Linked DNA regions of Homo sapiens: region 1 is linked to region 2. A link is an interaction called in ENCODE POLR2A ChIA-PET data of the cell type or tissue named here. Cell type or tissue: OCI-LY7. All regions are shown on one strand.

What was found. Peaks named below come from ENCODE experiments on the same cell type or tissue, not always from the same donor. Only the 100,000 strongest peaks of a DNase experiment are listed, where the experiment ranks them.
Region 1: POLR2A ChIA-PET joins it to region 2 with 5 read pairs; 2 of 35 experiments call an interaction of 5 or more read pairs at or near these places.

The regions. Positions count from the first base shown.
Region 1 is chr7:87,590,855-87,595,854 of GRCh38, reverse strand. ABCB1 (ATP binding cassette subfamily B member 1) reads left to right here. Exons shown (of 28, transcript NM_001348946.2): 3 at 41-89. Among named protein-coding and RNA genes, the nearest start is that of ABCB1, 7.5 kb to the left of the region's middle. In OCI-LY7, no CTCF peak of the experiment used is centred here; no DNase peak of the experiment used is centred here.
Region 2 is chr7:87,141,988-87,146,987 of GRCh38, reverse strand. No RefSeq gene overlaps it. Among named protein-coding and RNA genes, the nearest start is that of DMTF1, 8.0 kb to the left of the region's middle. RefSeq lists an enhancer at 2,942-3,021. In OCI-LY7, no CTCF peak of the experiment used is centred here; a DNase peak (open chromatin) is centred at 2,597; H3K4me3 peaks cover 1,350 bases; H3K27ac peaks cover 1,575 bases.

The sequences.
Region 1 (5,000 bases), 450 kb before region 2:
ACTTTTTAAAGTTTTATGTAATTCCATTGCTGTTTTGCAGTGAAAAAGATAAGAAGGAAAAGAAACCAACTGTCAGTGTATTTTCAATGGTGAGTTTTGAATTTATTAACTATTCAAAATACTTCGGAAATTTGACATCTCCTTACATGGAAAAGAGATATTTCATCTGATGTAAGATTTTCGTATAGGGTATGTTAATGGAGATGCAAAATAAATTGGTTTGATTTAGCTTATTTTCAGGAGAATGCTGATCATAACTTGCTATCTATATTACTAATCTACAGCCACCATTCCTGACTTAGATTTCAATTCTTCTAATGAATTATGTTGCCAGTGATCCATTACCTACACAAGCACCTCTCCCATCTGCATAGAGGAAACCAATCACATAGAATGCTGTCTTTAATGGCTCTGAAATTTGGCAGGTTTTTTAGGTCAAAGTCAGTTGCTATCAATAAAAGTTAGCAATGGATTATTTATTACTATGCAAATTTTAGGTCATTTAGGTTAGTCCATTGCAAATTTTAGTTCAAAATCCATTACTAACAATAAAAGGTAGCAATGGATTATTTATTACTATGATTTCAAATATGTCATATGCCATTATTCCCCTGTGTTAAACAGATGAAAATCTAGAATTCGAAAACCTTATTGTAACTCTTTATTTCATTTTCTGGTTGCACAGTGGTTTTTTTAGAAGCTTTTCTTTAATCACACTTGGAATCAGACATGTATCATATATGTGTGGTTGGTTGATGACCTCAGTGCTGTGATCTTGGCTCACTGCAACCTCTGCCTAGTTAATGACCTCTTATTTACCTGGATTCTTACTTCCTTTTTTCTAAGAGTACAAATTTAGGTGAACTGTTAGGTGAAAGATTCCAGAGATTAGAACCTGGAAGACTACTAAACCAATTAAGTCCAACAGCACATGCTTTATAATTCAGTCATAACACAGCAATTTTTTTAAGGTAAGGGAGTGGATAGATTGTCTTGCAAAATGGATTTTAATAAATTGACTATAAAAATAGTTGTAGGTAGGGAAAAAACAGTCATGTGACTTTTACACTGAGGACTCTATGGTTCCCTTATGTGATCTTCGTTTCTCTGTGCTACCATTGCTCTTGCCATGACTCCTGCTTTTATTCTATCTCTACGCCCTTTGGAATTTTGGTGAGATGAGACTATGTACTTGAGTCATTCTTAGGCTACTTGAGTAACCAAGTGACAGTTTTCATTGTTACTTTCTTGTATGGAAAGAAGCGTTTAGGTTAAAGTTGTATTTATCCCCAGGATTTCAGTGCTGTCACTTTGAGACTTTCAGTTTTTATTATTTGTAGTTAAATTTTTTTAAACCTTAGGAGTCTTATATTTTAGAAAATTTAACAGACCTACTATATAGAGGCAATGTTATCAATAATTCATTTTAAGGCACAAAAGAATAAAAATATGGAGCTTTAATATGAGGTAGTAGTAATAGCACACATAAAGCACTGTGTGCCAAGCATTGTCCTAAGTATTTCATATTTAATCTCATTTAATCCTTACAACTCCTTTTGAGAAAGATACTATTATTATTCCAGTTTTACACATGAAGAAACTGGAGCCAGACATGTTCACTTGTCTGAGGATGTACAATGGGGCCAGGATAGAGAGAATATATTCTAAGTCTCTTGATGAAGTACTCTACTACTTAGATAGATTTTCCTCACATCTTTTTCCTGAAAAGTCAACATAGAAAACATTGAATGTAACTTCAATATAAAACTTATAAACACAAGAACATAATAAAAGTTTAACAATATATTGGTGATGTCACTGGCATTGCTTATTAATAATAGTTTTCAGTGAAGACAAAAAACATTGTGTGTTCAGGGTTTCCAAGAAGCCCAGCTTCAGTGATTCAGACTAGGAGGACCCAGAGGATTTATGGCTAATGTTTATTACAACAAAAGGATACAAGGCAAAATCAGCCATGGCAAAAGGCGAGTGGGGAGAAGTCCAGAAGAAACCAGGTGCAAGCTCCTAGAGTTCTCTCCTAATGGAGTCACAGGGCACACTGAATTTCCCCAAGCAATGAGTTAAGACAGCACTTGTAGAATGCTGTTTATCAGAGAAGCTCATTAGAGACTCAGTGCCCAAGGATTTTATTAGGAACTGATCATGTAGGCACCTACCCAGCATGCACCAAAATTTCAGACTCATAGAAGGAAGGCAGAACTGCAGAATGAAGAATCATATTGTTTGTACAGATAGTTTGGCCATACTTATCAGTTAGAATGGTGGTAATCCTCCCCAAATCCAAGTTCCAGCCAAGGGCCAACCTTTGTATACAGGCCTTTCTAAACATGGCAGCCTCAGAGCTGCTGTGTTAGCTCTTGTCTGCACACAATGTCTGTTAATTTATTTCCACTATGAGATTTTTTAGCAATCTTAAAAAAGTGATGAAAGAAGTAAGGAATAGATTCAAAATTCTATACTAGCCTTTTAAATTTATATCAGACCTTGTTTCAACATTTACAGAAACACAAAAGTAGAATAAAATCTAAAGCAAGTGAGGAAATGTGACACATAGAGCTGGGCTGTAATTTCTACACAAAATGAACTTCTTAGAGATTATACACTCTTGGTCAGGTGCTGTGGCTCACGCCTGTAATCCCAGAACTTTGGAAGGCTAAGGTGGGCAGATCACTAGAGCCCTGAAGTTCAAGACCAGCCTGGGCAACATGACAAAACCCTGTCTATGTGAAAAGTACAAAAATTAGCTGGGCATGGTGGCACATGCCTGTAGTCTCAGCTACTCGGGAGGCTGAGGTGGGAGGATCACTTGAACCCAGGAGGTGGAGATGCAGTGAGCCAAGATTGTGCTACTGCACTCTAGCCTGGGTGACAGAGTGAGACACTGTCTCAAAAAAAAAAAAAAAAAGATTATATATTCTTGCAAGAATTGTGCACTGTAGATTGAACTCTGAGCTTTCTATTATGTGTGTCTTAGGGAAACATTAATTTTTTTCTAAATAGATAATACCTAACAATGTTAAGTGTTTCCCTTGTACCAGGCATTTGTTAAATACCCTATGTTTATTGTGTGACATAATCTTCATATAGGGACATAAGTACCTGCAATTTAGGAACTTGTGTTATTCTTGTGTTCCAGATGAAGAACTTGACTTAGAGAAGTTAAGTAATGCATTCAAAATCACAGGGTCACATAGCTACTAAGCAGGGTAGACTCAGATATGCCCAGTTGCTTTTAACAACTGTAATCATTTATGACTGGTTAAACTGTTATCTCTCTGGAATTGAAGAGTTCTTTATTGCTGCTATCTTTTGATCTTATGACCATCTCATCATCAAAGACTACGCCACCTGGCTCAGTATCCTCCCTTTCCACTTTGGTGCTCCAACCAACTTGGGTGACTTTTATGGTTATATGGATAATCACTCCTTGAGCTTCACAGCTGCAATAATCATAAAAACCTACCTGTGTCTGAATCTGTTTCCTCCTCCTTCTTTCCAGTTATGACAGAGTTTTAGTCTTAAGACTAATCATTCATACTTTGGCTCCTATCTCCTCTGCCTTCTCAGGGACCTTACATCATTATTACCACTCATTCTCTTCTGTATCTTCCATCTTTCCCTCTCAACTGGATCTGTCCCATTGGCATTGACACATCAAGGCACTGATGCCCTTCATGGAGCCACCCCTGCCAGCTCCCTTCACACACAAAAGTGGCCTTTGCGTTCTGTCTTGATTTCGCCATTGACTTAGTTCTCAACCTATTGAAGTTTGGCTCCTGTTCCTGTCTCTCTCTACATTCAGTGGACATTTTAAAATTCTATCTTGATCTCTCAGCAGCACTTAGACTTTCTCCTATATTTTTTGTATTTGCTTCTGTTATGTCACGGTTTGCTGATTTTCCTCCAGCTCTTTGGCTTTTTCTTGTGCTGCCCTCGCCTGTAAAGTTAAGTTCCTCAACCCCTTATCACAGGAGTCAGAGATGATGTGGACATTCCTATAGTTCCACAAAGCCATTTTCAAATTTTTTTTATTCTCATGCAAACTCCTTTGTCATTTGAGTTTCATTCTGCATAATTATACTATCTTCTATCTATTTTCGGTGGTATCCTCGAAGTATACCCCCACCCCCATTCCTTGAGGACTTTGGCATTTGATTGCTTCTACTTCATTCACCTTATGTTCCTGTTATTCTTCTGAGTATTTTGGTGACCTTACAAATAAGTCTCAACATTCTCTGACTGCTTCAGTTCCAACAACGACGCTCCATAAATTACATGAGTACCTTAGTAAATTGCACGTGTGGACAGGATCTTGGGCTTATTGTCTGGGTGAGCTTTCCTCTATGAAGGTATAAACACACACACACGTGTATCAGTCTTTGACCACAACCTGTGATTCCTTCCAGCTCTGCCCTGCCTCTTTATCATCCCTCTTTTGACATTGTGTATTCATTTCCTATTGCTGCTGTAGGAAAATAGCACTCACTTAGTGGCTTAAAACAACACAAGTTTATTACCTTACTGTTCTGGAATCGAAGTTTTACTGGGCTAAAGTCAAGGTATCAGCAGGATTGCATTTCTTCTGGAGGCTCTGTTTCCTTCCCTTTTTCAGCTTCTAGAGGACACTTGCATTTCTAGACTCACAGGCCCTTCCTTGCATCACTCCAACCTCTTACTTCAATCATCACATCTCCTACTGACTCCAGGCCCCCTCCTCCCTCTTATAAGCACCCTTGTAATTACATTTGCTCTCCTAGATAATCCAGGGTAATCCCCTATCTGGAGATCTTTTAAATCTGCAAAGTCCCTTTTATCATGTAAAGAAATATATTCACAGGTTCCTGGGATTAGGATTTGGACAGGCTGTGGGGGGAGAATTATTCTGTCTACCACACCTGGTCAAGACTTTACTCTCTCAACTGCTCTTTCATCTCCTAGTATCCCTCCTTCCTTTTTGCTCTTCTAAAAATTTACCCATA
Region 2 (5,000 bases):
CTGCCTGCCTCACTGCAGCATCCAGTGTGCCTATCTGTGTGCAGTGGCCAGACCTCGCGCTCGCTCACTCCCACACCCCTCACCGCTTCACGCCTGGCCTGCCATCCTCAGGCATTGGGATCAAGGCTGGTAGTGCGAGCCGAGGGCAGTCTGCCAGGCCAAGTGGGCAGAATGAGCCCAGCTGGTGCGAGCGAAACATAAGCAGAGGTGCTGCCGGCCACAGAGGTTTCCGGCTGGTGACGTGACTCTCAAAGGATCCTGTGACAAAATCACTTGGTATCATCAGATTAAGCTAAATTACTAGTATTAGAAAAGATGGGTCAATGTGTTTCTTCTTGGAAATTTCTGTTTTCATGTTTCTAGGCAAAGTGTTTTATGCACAAGAGAAACACATACGTCCTCTTGAATCTCCTTTGGCTGGTGTTCTCTGAATCCCTTTAATAGACATACAACGTATGTATATAAACACGGGCAATGTAGAGGTCTTTCTGGACCTGAAATTGTTAAGAGTTAAGATCTGAACCAACAGAAAACACTGCCAAACATGTTATTTCTCCTCTAAAATTACCTGAAATATCAACCCAGTCTTTTAATACCTAGTTTAAGAATTACATTGTAGTAAGTTGTAGTAAATATAACTGTATCAAATTAAATTCCATAGCATAGTACTTTTGTTACAGTGACTGCATCTTAAGTGGGCAGAGGTGAAGTCATATAATATATAATTTTTAATTTAATAAAATTGGGGCTAATAGGATTAGGAAAGGAGAGTTTCTATGGGGTGTTTAGACTTGAGAATAACCTTATTATATATAATCATATTTTGTAATTTCAGCAGTATTATATCTATTTTAGCAAACCTAGGATAAGGAAGATATGTGAATTCAGCAGTCACAGTATCTCTAATATCTTGTTTTCTGTGTTTATTTACATTTCTTAACCAGAAATATACATTTACGTAGAACTTTTGGCCTATGTTAATTCAACCTGGTGTAGCAAGACAAGGCTATCGCAGTCATTTTCTGAAATAAGGTGAAACTCCTTTCTCTATCTCTGTTGGATAAGCTCTGTTTTTGTTGAACAGAAGTCCATTTTCATATGATGCTGGAATCTTTTTTTCTTTTTTCTATTCTTTTGCCGAACAGCTGTCTGCCATGGAATCATTCTCTGAGAACACTCTTGATCTTGAGCCTGTAATAAATTTTCACAAGAATCTCCTCTGGGAAGGAATCCATGGTACTTTACCATTGTAGACCAATTGCTAGAGAAATATGTGATACAACAATGTCTCATACATAATGTTATAAATAACTGTTATTTGAAAAGGTCACAGTAAATATAGTACTATATAAGAAATCCGTCTCCTGCTATGGGTAACACTGAAAATAAATCTGAAGCCTTTCACTTTTAGGGCTTTCTTATATGTCTTTACCACAACAATATTTTTGATAAAGTAATAAATCGAAAGAAGGATTTTAGATTTCTCTTGGGTAAATGGCTTACAATTGATGGTAGCATTCAACAAGTGACCAGGGTTTTCCTACCATTCTCATATTCAGTTGGTGTTACAGTGTGATATTCTTAAATCCTTTATTTATTTGAAAATTTAAATAGAAAAGTGGTTGATTGTTTTTCTTTTTATTGTTGTTTAAACAAGTAAAAAGTGAAATTCAATTCCAATGAAAGAAGTCATGGATCATACGCTGCAGGTTTGCAAGGAATGTAACTGTTTTTCACTCTGTAACAAGCTTTCGGAGTGCTTCTCACACCCTGATGGATGTTCCTTTTAATTCTCTATAAATAAATGACCTTTACAGAGATTTTTAAGCATAAACTCCCTCAATAGCCTGCCTCCATCCCCATGCATTCATCTGTGCTCATTCTAAATTCCTTCCCTCCGATCCTAGAGATGTTCCTTCTCTTATTCAAGGCTAATTCCTCTTTTTGTGCTTTTGATCTCATCTCCCCATAGAACTATTCTTACTTCCTTTTATATGTTTTCCACCACTATAGTCTGATTTCTGCCCATAACATGCTATGAAGATTATTAGTGACCTCCACACTGCTAGATCCAATGAACAATTTTCTATGATCATTTTACTTAATTTGTCAGCAACATTTCCTCCTGAAATAACCACCTCTTCCTTCTTTGAAAATGCATTTTCTAGGCTTTCTGATACAGTACATTGGAATTCCTCCTACTTCTTTAAACACTTTTTTGCTGGCCTGATTTTTAAATTTTAGAGTTCTTCACGGTGACCCCTAAGCCTATGTCTCTTTCTTATTCTATCCTCTTTCCCTAAGTAATGTCATCCACTCCAATGGCTTCAATTGCCCTCTATACACTGATGACTCCTACATTTATAACTCTGCTAATCTACTACTCAAATGCCCTGTTTCTTATGGAACTTCCCTATAAGGCTTGCAATGTAGCAGGTCATATATTTTCAAAGATAGCTACAGCAGTATCTCCCATCCAACAACCTTTTTATATAATGTGACTCTGACACTTCTCTCAGTGACAGGTGGTGGTATATGACTCCTTCCTCTTGAAACTGGACAGCTTTTGTGGCAATTTTAACGAAGTGAATATGCAGGAAGTGGTGCTATGTGACTTCTGAAAATAGGTCATAAAAGACCTATCAGCCATCATGTAAATAGTCCAGCTGCTATACTAGGAGGAAGGCCAAACTAGCCCATGCAGAAAAGCCACACAGAGAGGCCTGAGACTATATGAGAAGAGGTGAATGACTGGAGAGCCATTAACTGCTCCAGCCTCTCCTCCATATTAGTTACCTGTCGCCTCATAGTAATATCAAATTGCCCCAAAATGTAGTGGCTTACCACAGAGTTTAATAACCTCAATTTTTGTGAATCAGGAATTCAAGAGTGGTGTGACTGTCTGATTTGCTTAGGGACTTCTGCGAGGTTACAATCAAGATGTCAGCTGAAGTTGCAGTCATCTGAAGGCTTGACCAAGATGAGAAGATCCAGTTCCAAGATGGCTCATTCACATGGCTATTGATGAGAGGCATCATCCCTGGCAACTGGCTGAAGGCCTTAATTCCTCATCACATGGGCCTTTCTATAGGGCTGCTTGAGTGTCCTCTCAACATGGCAGCTGGCTTTCCTGAGAGAGCAAGTGATCTAAGAATGACAGCAAGCAGGAGGCTGGAATGCCTTTTGTGGTTTCAGAAGTTCATATTGTCACTTCGACTTTATTCTATTCATTAGAAGTGAGTCACTGGCCGGGCACAGTGGCTCACGCCTGTAGTCCCAGCAGTTTGGGAGGCCGAGGCTGTGTGATCACTTGAGGCCAGGAGTTTAAGACCAGCCTGATCAACGTGGTGAAACCCCGTCTCTACTAAAAATACAAAAATTAGCTGGGCGTGGTGGCAGGCATCTGTAATCCCAGCTACTCAGGAGGCTGAGGCAGGAGAACCGCCTGGACCCAGGAGGCAGAGGTTGCAGTGAGCCGAGATTGTTCCACTGCACTCCAGCCTCGGCGACAGAGTGAGACTCCGTCTCAAAGAAAAAAAAAAAGAAGTGAGTCACTAAGGCCAGCTGACACCCAAGGGAACAGAGATGAGACTCTACCTTTCGAAGGGATTTTTGGACACCCTTCATCCACTGTTACAGATCCAGCTATCATCTCATTGCAAAAGCATGAGACACCCAGAAGTTTATCCCAGCCTTTCCCAAAATCCTGGTCCACAGAAACTATGAACAATAATAAAATGATGATTGTTGTCTTAAGCCATTATGTTTCAAGGTAGTTTTTTTCCTAGCACTAGCTAACCAGAACATAGAATCTTCTGGACTGAACTCTGAAAAACGAGAAAGTAATTCCTTCTTCTCTGAGATTTCCTCAAAATATGGGGTTTCTATTATTTTCTCTCCTGCCACCCTAGGATTTTGACTCCTAGAAGGGAGTATCATATGGGGGGCTTTTCTCAGGTACCTACTGGTACTTGTAAGTTTGTCAAAAGTTTCACTTTGTTTTGGTTGGAAAAACTGCCCTTATGTCATCAGCAGTCTCCCTGTGCTCTGGTTCATGATATAAACTCTGATCTAGGTAATCTATGCCCTTCTTTTAGTTTTCAAATGAAAGGTTTTAGACTCTCCAAGTCCATTTTTTCTCCATAATTCCTGGCTCTTAAAGATCAAAAGCTCTGGATTTCAATATTATTGGCTCATATAAATTTATAAAAATCCATTAAATATTTATTTGTTCTAGTTCATATATATGTTTTCTGTCAGTATAGAAAGTATCAAAGCTGCCTTTATTGGGGGGAAGCGTAATAGGTACAAGAATGTGCAGGAGGGAGTAGCAACCAATTAATAGCTCAAAGATACTATTATGCTAAAGAAACATTTGACATGTAGCATTTATATTAAGTGGTATTTGGTTTTACATAGTTACAAGTTTGCACAAAATATGTATATATGTCATAATTCATTATCTTATTTTTCTTTACAAAAGATTTTGAGATTTGGGAGAAACGGAATGGATAACCAGGACTAGAGTTCCAGTTTACAACACTGCAACATAGGAAATGCAGATTGGCAGAAACATGTACTTGGAAATTTCCAGTATTCTTAGGAGAAAAGCAGCACAGCTGAGGGTATTCTAAAGACTATAGAGATGCCCCTGAGTCCCAAAAGGGCTGGAAATGGAGCATTTACCTGAGTCCTTTCCAAGTGATAGAGACAAGATCAGAAGTGGTTATAGGGCAAAATTCAGAGATGTTGAGCCTGCTCACAAGAGATTAAAGGATTAAAAAGATGAGGATTTTGCAAATGTTACGTGTTAGAAGCTGAATTTGTTGCTTATTACTTTCAACATATTTTAATACATAATGGACACAAGCACTTGCAAGTCATAGTGTGTGCAGAAAAGGAATGTGTTTGTCAGTGTAATAGATATTCCCACATTTATTATGTTGCAACAAAGTAAAATAGTTATCAAAATTACCTGAATTCTACATGTCAGTAATTAG